Regions from separate parts of the Homo sapiens genome. Here all the other regions are linked to region 2. A link is a contact called in ENCODE Hi-C or POLR2A ChIA-PET data. All regions are on one chromosome and are shown on one strand. The core of a region is the stretch at or near the end of the contact, and the rest is flanking DNA. Distances in the headings are between cores, read along the strand shown.

The links. Hi-C counts contacts between places; a loop is a spot of excess contacts on that map. ChIA-PET counts read pairs that join two places held with the same protein, here RNA polymerase II (POLR2A). Pooled maps may share reads with other maps.
Region 1: a loop to region 2 is called in a pooled map, with 2.3 times the contacts of the local background. The contact joins two enhancer-like sites. A Hi-C loop is called at or near these places in 1 of 168 maps with a recorded cell type or tissue (A673) and 6 of 50 pooled maps. POLR2A ChIA-PET finds 5 or more read pairs at or near these places in 3 of 52 experiments (MCF 10A, T-cell and naive thymus-derived CD4-positive, alpha-beta T cell).
Region 3: a pooled map shows a loop between it and region 2 (1.8-fold over the local background). The contact joins two enhancer-like sites. A Hi-C loop is called at or near these places in 1 of 37 single-sample maps with no recorded cell type and 2 of 50 pooled maps. POLR2A ChIA-PET finds 5 or more read pairs at or near these places in 3 of 52 experiments (GM10248, T-cell and naive thymus-derived CD4-positive, alpha-beta T cell).

The regions. Positions count from the first base shown.
Region 1 is chr6:6,855,332-6,858,091 of GRCh38, reverse strand. No RefSeq gene overlaps it. Among named protein-coding and RNA genes, the nearest start is that of LINC03055, 29 kb to the left of the region's middle. RefSeq lists an enhancer at 237-1,436. Within about 2 kb of position 1,356, at least 21 of the 41 ENCODE cell types and tissues checked have a DNase peak (open chromatin) inside an H3K27ac peak, as active enhancers do.
Region 2 is chr6:7,234,887-7,237,679 of GRCh38, reverse strand. The region is part of intron 10 of RREB1 (ras responsive element binding protein 1); the gene reads right to left. Among named protein-coding and RNA genes, the nearest start is that of SSR1, 77 kb to the left of the region's middle. RefSeq lists enhancers at 1,077-1,176, 1,457-1,556. Within about 2 kb of position 1,284, at least 14 of the 41 ENCODE cell types and tissues checked have a DNase peak (open chromatin) inside an H3K27ac peak, as active enhancers do.
Region 3 is chr6:6,878,251-6,881,223 of GRCh38, reverse strand. All of the region lies in intron 1 of LOC105374903 (a long non-coding RNA gene), which reads left to right. Among named protein-coding and RNA genes, the nearest start is that of LINC03055, 5.9 kb to the left of the region's middle. Within about 2 kb of position 1,508, at least 4 of the 41 ENCODE cell types and tissues checked have a DNase peak (open chromatin) inside an H3K27ac peak, as active enhancers do.

The sequences.
Region 1 (2,760 bases), core at 107-2,606, 380 kb after region 2:
GCTGCATATACAATATACACCCTTCCCTTTGTTGGCTGTATGGGCATCTTTTTTCATTTCTTGATCTTTTCTCTAGTTGTTGCTTACAACACATCATAGTCAGACGATCAAGATTTATCCTCTCGGAATTTCTCTTAATAGTTCAACTGCTGGAGTCAGACAATTGAGTTCAAGTCTCACTTGCAAGCTCTGTGACCTTGAGCAAGTTCACCAGTCTTTCTAAATCTCATCTGTTAAATAGGCATAATAATGGTGCCAACTCACAGGGCTGGTGAGGATTAAAAGAGATTATTCACATAATGCCCTTAGCCCGGTGTCTGGCACTCAGTAAATTGTGACTGTATTTATCTCTCCTCTGCCAACCTCACCCTGCCTTCATACAGAGCCGTGCCTCCAGGGTGATCGGAAGCCTCAGCACCAGCATCCCCAGCAGCCTGTAAGAAATGCAAGTTTTCCATCCCACCTCGGACCCACACAGTCATCCCTGGGAGATCTATGTGTGGGACAAGTGTCAGAGGCACCCTACACTAGATTCTAGCTTCCTTCCACCTCCGGGTGGTTCTGCACACCAGCTCACACTTTGCTCTCAGGTCCTGCCCCACCTCATTCCTGGGAACAGTCCGGCTGCAGGTGTGGAAAGAGATGGAGGTAGATTCTGGGAAAGGGCTGTTGACTCAGTACTTCTGGATGGACCAAGGGCGTGGAGGGTATTTGGCCCATCCCTGCCTCAAGCACAGCCAGCAGAAAGGGGAACTGAAAGGAATTTCTGAGTATGCCTCAAGGAAGCCAGGGGAATTAAGCAAGCCCTTGGGGGAGGGGAAGGGCCTGAATCCCTGAATAAAGGTGAGGCAAGTCGGCTCTGGGATGCAAGCTTCCCAGTAAGGCTGCAACGGGATGCCCAGCTCCCTGATCAGCAGCTCTCCCTCTCCGTCACTCCACACCCTTCCGCCAGCCCCAGGGGACAGCGGCTGCATGTCCCAGCTGCACTGCCTGCTTTCCTCCACAGCTGTACCGGGAAGACAGTCCAGCCCCCACCCGTCACTCCTCTGACAAACGTTTGCCCTGGTCACCACGTATCTGGGTCATAACCAACAGATCTGCTTATTTGCCTCATATGGAAAGTTGTGAGCTCACTCAGGCCAGGATTTCAGTCATTCCTGCAACCACTATTTACCAAGTACACTGTGGCCAGGCTTCATCTGGGGGCCAGGATACAGCTGAGAACAAGGCAGACGAGGACCACAGCTAGCACCCCTTGTCCCGGCAGACTCATCCCACCAGCGGGGCTCGACTGATCCCCTTGCCTCTGCTCTCCCTCCCTAGGCTCCACCTACTCAGAAGTCCTCGGGCAGCATTTAAGGACACGAATCACCTGACTTCACTGCGGGGAAATCCTCTCACGGCATGACTTCCTGTCACAGTAGAATAGAACCCACGCTCCGACCCATGACCTACAGCTCTCAGCATGCTCACTCTAAGAGCTCTGCCAGCTTACAGCCCTCACGTCCTCATGGTGCCAGCAGCCTCCAAACCTGGTCCTGCGACACAGGATCTCTGTTGGTTCCTCATCCTGGGATGCTTTTCCCAGACCCTCCATGTCTAGCTCCTTCCTCCCATTATCTGACAGCTCTGTGGAATGCAACCCCACCCACCCATCATCACTATCTCCCATTCTGCCTTAGTTTCTTCCTTCGTTCTTCCTTTTCTTTTTGACAAGGTCTTGCTCTGTTGCCCAGGCTGGAGTTCAATAGTGCAATCATGGCTCACTGCAGCCTCAACCTCCTTGATCCTTGATCCTCCCATCTCAGCCTCCCAGGTAGCTGGGACCACAGGTGTAAGCCACCAAACCTGGCTAATTTTTGTTGTTGTTGTTTGCGTTTTTGAGAAAGGGTCTCACTCTGTTGCTCCCTGGGTTCAAGTGATTCTCCCATCTGAGCCTCCCGAGTATCTGGGACTATAGGCACGTGCCACTACGCCCGGCTAATTTTTGTTTTTGTTTTTGCTTTTGTTTTTGTTTGAGACTGAGTCTCACTCTGTTGCCCAGGCTGGAGTGTAGTGGTGCAATCTCCACTCACCGCAACCTCCACCTCCTGGGTTCAAGCGATTCTCCTGCCTCAGTCTCCCAAGTAGCTGGGATTACAGGCGCATGCCACTATGCCCGGCTAATTTTTGTATTTTTAGTAGAGATGGGGTTTTGCCATGTTGGCCAGGCTGGTCTTGAACTCCTGACCTCAGGTGATCCACCCACCTCAGCCTCCCAAAGTGCTAGGATTACAGGCATGAGCCACTGCACCCAGCCAGACTTGCTAATTTTTGTATTTTTTTTGTAGAGACGGAGTTTCACTATGTTGCCCAGGCTGGTCTTGAACTTCTGGGCCAAGTGATCTGCCAAAGTGCTGGGATTACATGTGTGAACCACCATGACTGGCCTGCCTTAGTTTTCTTAGTAGTATTTATCCCTGCCTAAAATTCTCTTCGATGACTATTGTCTTACACATGCATTTGTTTACTGATTTCTCTCCTTCCCTAGAACGTACAAGTTCCATGGAAGCAGAGACTTAGTTGGCTTGTTCACCACTCTATCTCCAATGCCTAGATGGTGGCTGGCACTCATGAGGAGCTCAATAAATATATGTTGAATGAATGGATGGAAAATGGTTGGATTTGGAGTTTATAGAATATCTCACTAAATTCTGGTCCTGAGGTCTTTTTTCTCCCACTCCCTCAGTAGAGGCACAGGCTTTTGAGATGGCCAGCAGG
Region 2 (2,793 bases), core at 35-2,534:
AGTAGCAAATGATTCTATTTATTTGGTAGCTGCCACGAATAACTGCTTTAGAAGGGGATTTGTAAAAGCACCTGTAACCACAGTGAGTTACCTGCGCACTCAGGACCTACAGCATTCTGCAAGCCCCAACGCGAGCGCTTAAACCATCAGCCAGCTGGGCAGAGTGGCTCATGCCTATAATCCCAGCACTTTGGGAGGCCAACGGAGGTGGATCGCTTGAGCCCAGGAGTTTAAGACCAACTTGGGCAACACAGTGAGACCTTGTCTCTATAACAAATAATAATAAAAAAAAAAGGCCGGCACGGAGGCTCACACCTGTAATCCTAGCACTTTGGGAGGTCGAGGCTGGTGGATTACCTGAGATCGGGAGTTCAAGACCAGCCTGGCCAATGTGGTGAAACCCTGTCTCTACTAAAAATACAAAAAATTAGTTGGGTGCAGTGGCGCGCACCTGTAATCCCAGCTACTCTGGAGGCTGAGGCAGGAGAATCGCTTGAACCCGGGAGGCAGAGGTTGTGGTGAGCCAAGATCACGCCACTGCACTCCAGCCTGAGCTACAGAGCAAGAATTTGTCTCAAAAAATAAAAAAATTAGCCAGGCATGGTGATGTGCACTTGTAGTCCCAGCTACTTGGGAAGCTGAGGCAGGAGGATCACTTGAACTCAGCCAGGAGTTCAAGGCTGCAGTGAGCTGTGATCATGCCACTGTACTCTAGCCAGGGTGCACACAGGCACTCTAGCTTGGGTGACAGGGTGAGAGCTTGTCTCAAAAAAAAAAAAAAAAAAAAAAAAACCTCCAAAAACAAACAAAAAAAATTAGCCAGTGTTTACTCTCCCAGAACAGTCAAGAAACGAAGAAGGACATTGGGGCAAGAGAAGAGTGAACAGTGAGAATAGTTTGATGAGGAGATTGGGGCCTTGGCCTCCAAGATAAAAAAAAAAAAAAACAGAACTGAAAACATTTCTGTTCATTTTTCAAAGACAATCAGGGTTAGAAAGGTGGGGTCTAACTAGCATAGAAAACCTTGCAGTTGCTTTTCTTTTTGTAACAAGATGACAGCCTGAGCAGCCCAGCCTTCTCTCCATTGCTCCTCCACCCCTGCAGGCAGGTTTCTTTCTTTTGGTATTTTCTCTCTGTATTTGGCAGAAGTGTACACAGGACTGGGTACAAACGGCCAAAGCTGTCTTTTAAGAAAGCTAAAAGGAGCCAAATACAAGTGGTGTCCCAGGTGCTTTCCACACCCAGGTTTGGATGACTCACTGACCGAAGCTCTGACCCTCACTGCCAGATAGAAGCAGGGAGGAAAGGGTGTGGGGGGAAAGCCTGAGCCGGCTCAAAAAAGGCGCTCAAAGCACCCATGAGAAAGTAAGCAAGCCAGGGAAGCCCGGAATGGACACCCCATAGTCCCAAGCCCATCACTGTGGGACAAGGAACTGGAGCAAAGGGAAGGGGGAAGAAAATGAGGACAGAGGCTAGAACAGACTGGCTGTGTTTCCTGGCACCCTCTCCTCCACCTGTGGCCTAAAAACACACGAGATGCTCCCGAGGGGTAAAGGCAGGAACAGTGCACTCTTGTCTCCTATGGAGTGGCGCGTTTAGGTAGAGAAAGGTAAGGAACCAGGAACTGTCCTCATCAGCAGGAAAGTATGGTCTGGGAGAGAGCTGGAGAGGAGTGGAAGGAAGGAGGAAAGGCAGGTGTGTGTGGAGACTGTGCCAGGGGGTATGAAAAATGACAGCCCTGCCAGCTTCCTCATCAAACACAGTTCCTGGAACCTGAGCCGGGAGCAAGAAAAGGCTGAGGCCACATGCTCCTTGCCAGCAGCCAGCAGGTATACCCCTCGTTGGACACTGAACACCGGATCTGCTTCTTGCTGCCCCTTTGAGGACTGGGAGGACTGGAGAACACGTGTTTTGAGACAAAGTAGAGACAGTACAGTAATCTGCTGAGGGGGTAGGAGGAGGCCAGCATTCAAGGTGTAGACAGTTTGTTTAAATGCAGTCCAAAACCAGATGCTGCTCAATGCTTCTGGCTGGAACTCAGCTAGATTTTAACACTGTACTCAAAAACACAAAACGGCCAGGCACCGTGGCTCACGCCTAAAATCCCAATACTTTGCAAAGCTGAGGAGTTCGAGAACAGCCTGGGTAACATGGTGAGACCTTGTCTGTACAAAAGCAAAAAACTAGAAAAAACAAAAATACCCCACAGAACATCTTCTCCGAATAACACCTTTGTTTGCAGGGTGGCTGCAGAGTCAATGTTTAACATGTGTACACTCAAGACTTTTTTCAAAGTTTTGGAGACAGCGCCTCACAGAAGCCTAGGGAGCCAAGGATCCATGTGGTTCTGAGTGACAGCAGAGCTGCCTACCAGGAGAAAGATCAGGTCTGTGGGCTGAGGGGCCATCAGGTGACTTCCCAGGCTCCTTCCAGCTCTAATGCTCCGTGAATGGAAAATGCTCTAACACGACACTGGATGTAGCCAAGTGCTCCATATAACATGATTTAGCAGTGGTGATGCTGAACATCCCTGGAAGCTGAGAGTGAAGCCCAGCAAAGGAAATTAATGGAGCTCAATGGGCACCAACCTTCATACAGTGTCTATGCATGTGGCTAACACGATTCTGTAGTCATTAAGTCTGAAATTAGCTAATAACATTCTGATCCACAGTGGTGTCCCCCCTTATCTCAAACTACTTCCAAACCTTCTGCAATGTGGACATGTGGGAACACAGGGAGACATGGAAGGTGCACTCTGCCCGCCTTCTGCCTTCACACAGAGGACACACTGGG
Region 3 (2,973 bases), core at 259-2,758, 360 kb after region 2:
TTCTTCAAAATGCCTTTTCACACTGGGGTTCCGTGAATGCATCTCCTCTACTACTGTATGGCCGACTGTGCTAGTTACTCTTTAATACCCGTTCTTCACTGCTTCATCAGTAATGATAACCCACAATTTTAGCATACCTTTCAAGGGCAAAGGCTTCTTTCCTCGGTCTCACTTGGATCTAGGCATGGTCAAGGGGAAAGCTACGGCTAATGGACTAAAAGCAGAAGTATCATGTTCAACTTCTGGGAAGTAGTATTAAAGAGAGGGGGTGTGTCCTTATTTCTCTTTCCTACTTGCTGCGGGCTAGAATGTGGATGTGGTAGCTGGAGCTCAGTAGCCATTTTGGGCCATGAGGTAGAAGCTCTGTGTTGATAAGAAGCCTGGGTTCCTGACGATCTTGGCCAGTATTGCAACCCTGGACTGCTGACCGTTACTATTTATGTGAAAGCTATATAAACTTGCATTTCTTTTTATTTTTATTTTTTTTTTTTTGAGATGGAGTCTCACTCTGTCACCCAGGCAGGAGTGCAGTGTCACGATCTCAGCTCACTGCAACCTCTGCCTCCCAGGCTCAAGCAATTCTCCTGCTTCAGCCTCCCAAGTAGCTAGGACTACAGGCGCACACCACCATGCCCAACTAATTTTTGTATTTTTAGTAGAGACGGGGTTTCACTGTGTTGGCCAGGCTGGTCTCAAACTTCTGACCTTGTGATCTGCCCACCTTGGCCTCCCAAAGTGCTGGGATTACAAGCGTGAGCCACTGTGCCTGGCTACAAACTTGCATTTCTGACAAGCTATAGTTATTTTTGGGTTTTTCTGAAACTTACAAATGAACCCATTTCTACCTAATGTACCATGGAAAGTAAATACACACACACACACACACACACACACACACACACACACACGAGAAGAAACAGCATTGCTTGGCTTCAAATCCAAACTCCACTACTTGCTAAGTGCTGTGTGTCTTTAGACAAGTTTCTTAACATTTCTGTGCTTCAGTTTCCAAACTGAGAAACTGGGAATAATAATAGTAACAACTGTGTAGTTTTTGTTTGGCTGGGTTTTTTTGTTTTTTTGTTTTTTGTTTTTGGAGGAGCAGATTAAATGAGAGAATATATTTATTTAAAGACATAGAACAGTGGTCTATACATAGCAAAGATTTGATACATGTTAGCGACGATCATCATGTAGGCACCATCCACATTTTCTTTTTCTTAAAACAGACTTTCACACTATTGCCCAGGCTGGAGTGCAGTGGCACAATCTTGGCTCACTGCAACCTCTGCCTCCTGGGTTCAAGCGATTCTTCTACCTCAGCCTTCCCAGTTGTTGGGATTACATGCGCCTGTCACCGTGCCAAGCTAATTTTTGTGTTTTTAGTAGAGACGAGGTTTCACCATGTTGGCCAGGCTGATCTCGAACTCCTGACCTCAAGTGATCCACCCACCTTGGCCTCCCAAAGTGCTGGGATTACAGGCGTGAGTCACTGCACCTCTTGGCAAACCATTTACACTTTCATTTCCTCATACTCTGCCTCTCCATACTAAAGAGTTTTCCTCATACTCTGCCTCTCCAAAACTATAGGGTTTTACCAAATATGTTTCCCCTTATTTTGTTTTCATTTGATGACTTCCATTAATGTCCCAGAACACAAAAAGAAACCATGTTAAGAGTAGTCAAAATGCAGTTTATGCATAGGCAGCCAAGGTATTTTCTTCAGACAATCTGCTGTAAGGCATGGGGTTGAGGAATGAACTGTGTCTAGAAAAATGGGTCGCTGGGGTTTGCTCTGTGTTCTCAATAACTTCCCTGTTCTGGTTATGAGTTCTTAGATTGTGTAGAAACATAAACTTCATAGCAGTAAGCACTAATCAGTACCTAGAGAAAGAGTAGCCTTCTCTGCTTAGAGGTTGTCTTTCTCAGTTTCTAAAGAAGCCTAAGTTTGAATACCATCTGTTCATTTGTTTATTTATTGAGTTATTCATGGGGATACAAAGTTAGATAAGAAGGGGTCCAGACTCCTAAGATGCTCACAGTTGAGTAAAGAAGGCAGATGCAGCTGCATTTCCTGTGCCTCTCTGGACATGCCTCTTCTCATGTCTGGCTCTCTGAGCCATGGGTGTCAGTGGGTGATTAACAGTTTGCTAGCAATAAAAGGTGGGGTGGTGCTTCTGGGAACTGATCCTCCAGAGGCGTCTGCACACGTATGGAAGGATGTACGTGAGCAGTTATTCACGGCAGCATCTCTTGTAGGAGCAGAAGCCTGGAAGCAACCCAAGTGTCGTCTTTAGAGGACTGGGTAATCCGTGAACATCCCACACATGAATACTACACAGCAGGGCAAAGGAGCAGGGCTGCTGTCTGTGCACAGACCTGGCAAGCTTTCCAGAAAATGCCGTGAAGAGACAAAAGCAAAAAGCATTGAGTATATATAGCTGGTTATATTTTGTGTAAGAAAATAGCATCTGTGTCAGTATTTGCTTGTATTTTCAGGAAGACTGGAAAGATATCAGTGACCTTAGAGAATATAAAGTAAGATAAAGGGTAACTCTAAGTGGAACAAGTTTTTTTTTGTTTGTTTGAGATGGAGTCTCACTCTGTCGCCTAGGCTGCAGTGCAGTGGCGTGATCTCGGCTCACTGCAACCTCCGCCTCCTGGGTGCAAGCGATTTTCCTGCCTCAGCCTCCTGAGTAACTGGGACTACAGGCATGCACCACCATGCCCCGCTAATTATTTTGTATTTTTAGTAGAGATGGGGTTTCACCATGTTGGTTAGGCTGGTCTCAAACTCCTGACCTCAAATGATCCGCCCACCTCAGAATTAGGTTTTAATGTTATAATTTGATAATTATCCTATTCAACAACATATCAAATCTGAAAGAAATCACATGAATTTTTTTTTATTATTATACTTTAAGCTCTAGGGTACATATGCACAACGTGCAGGTTTGTTACATAGGTATACAT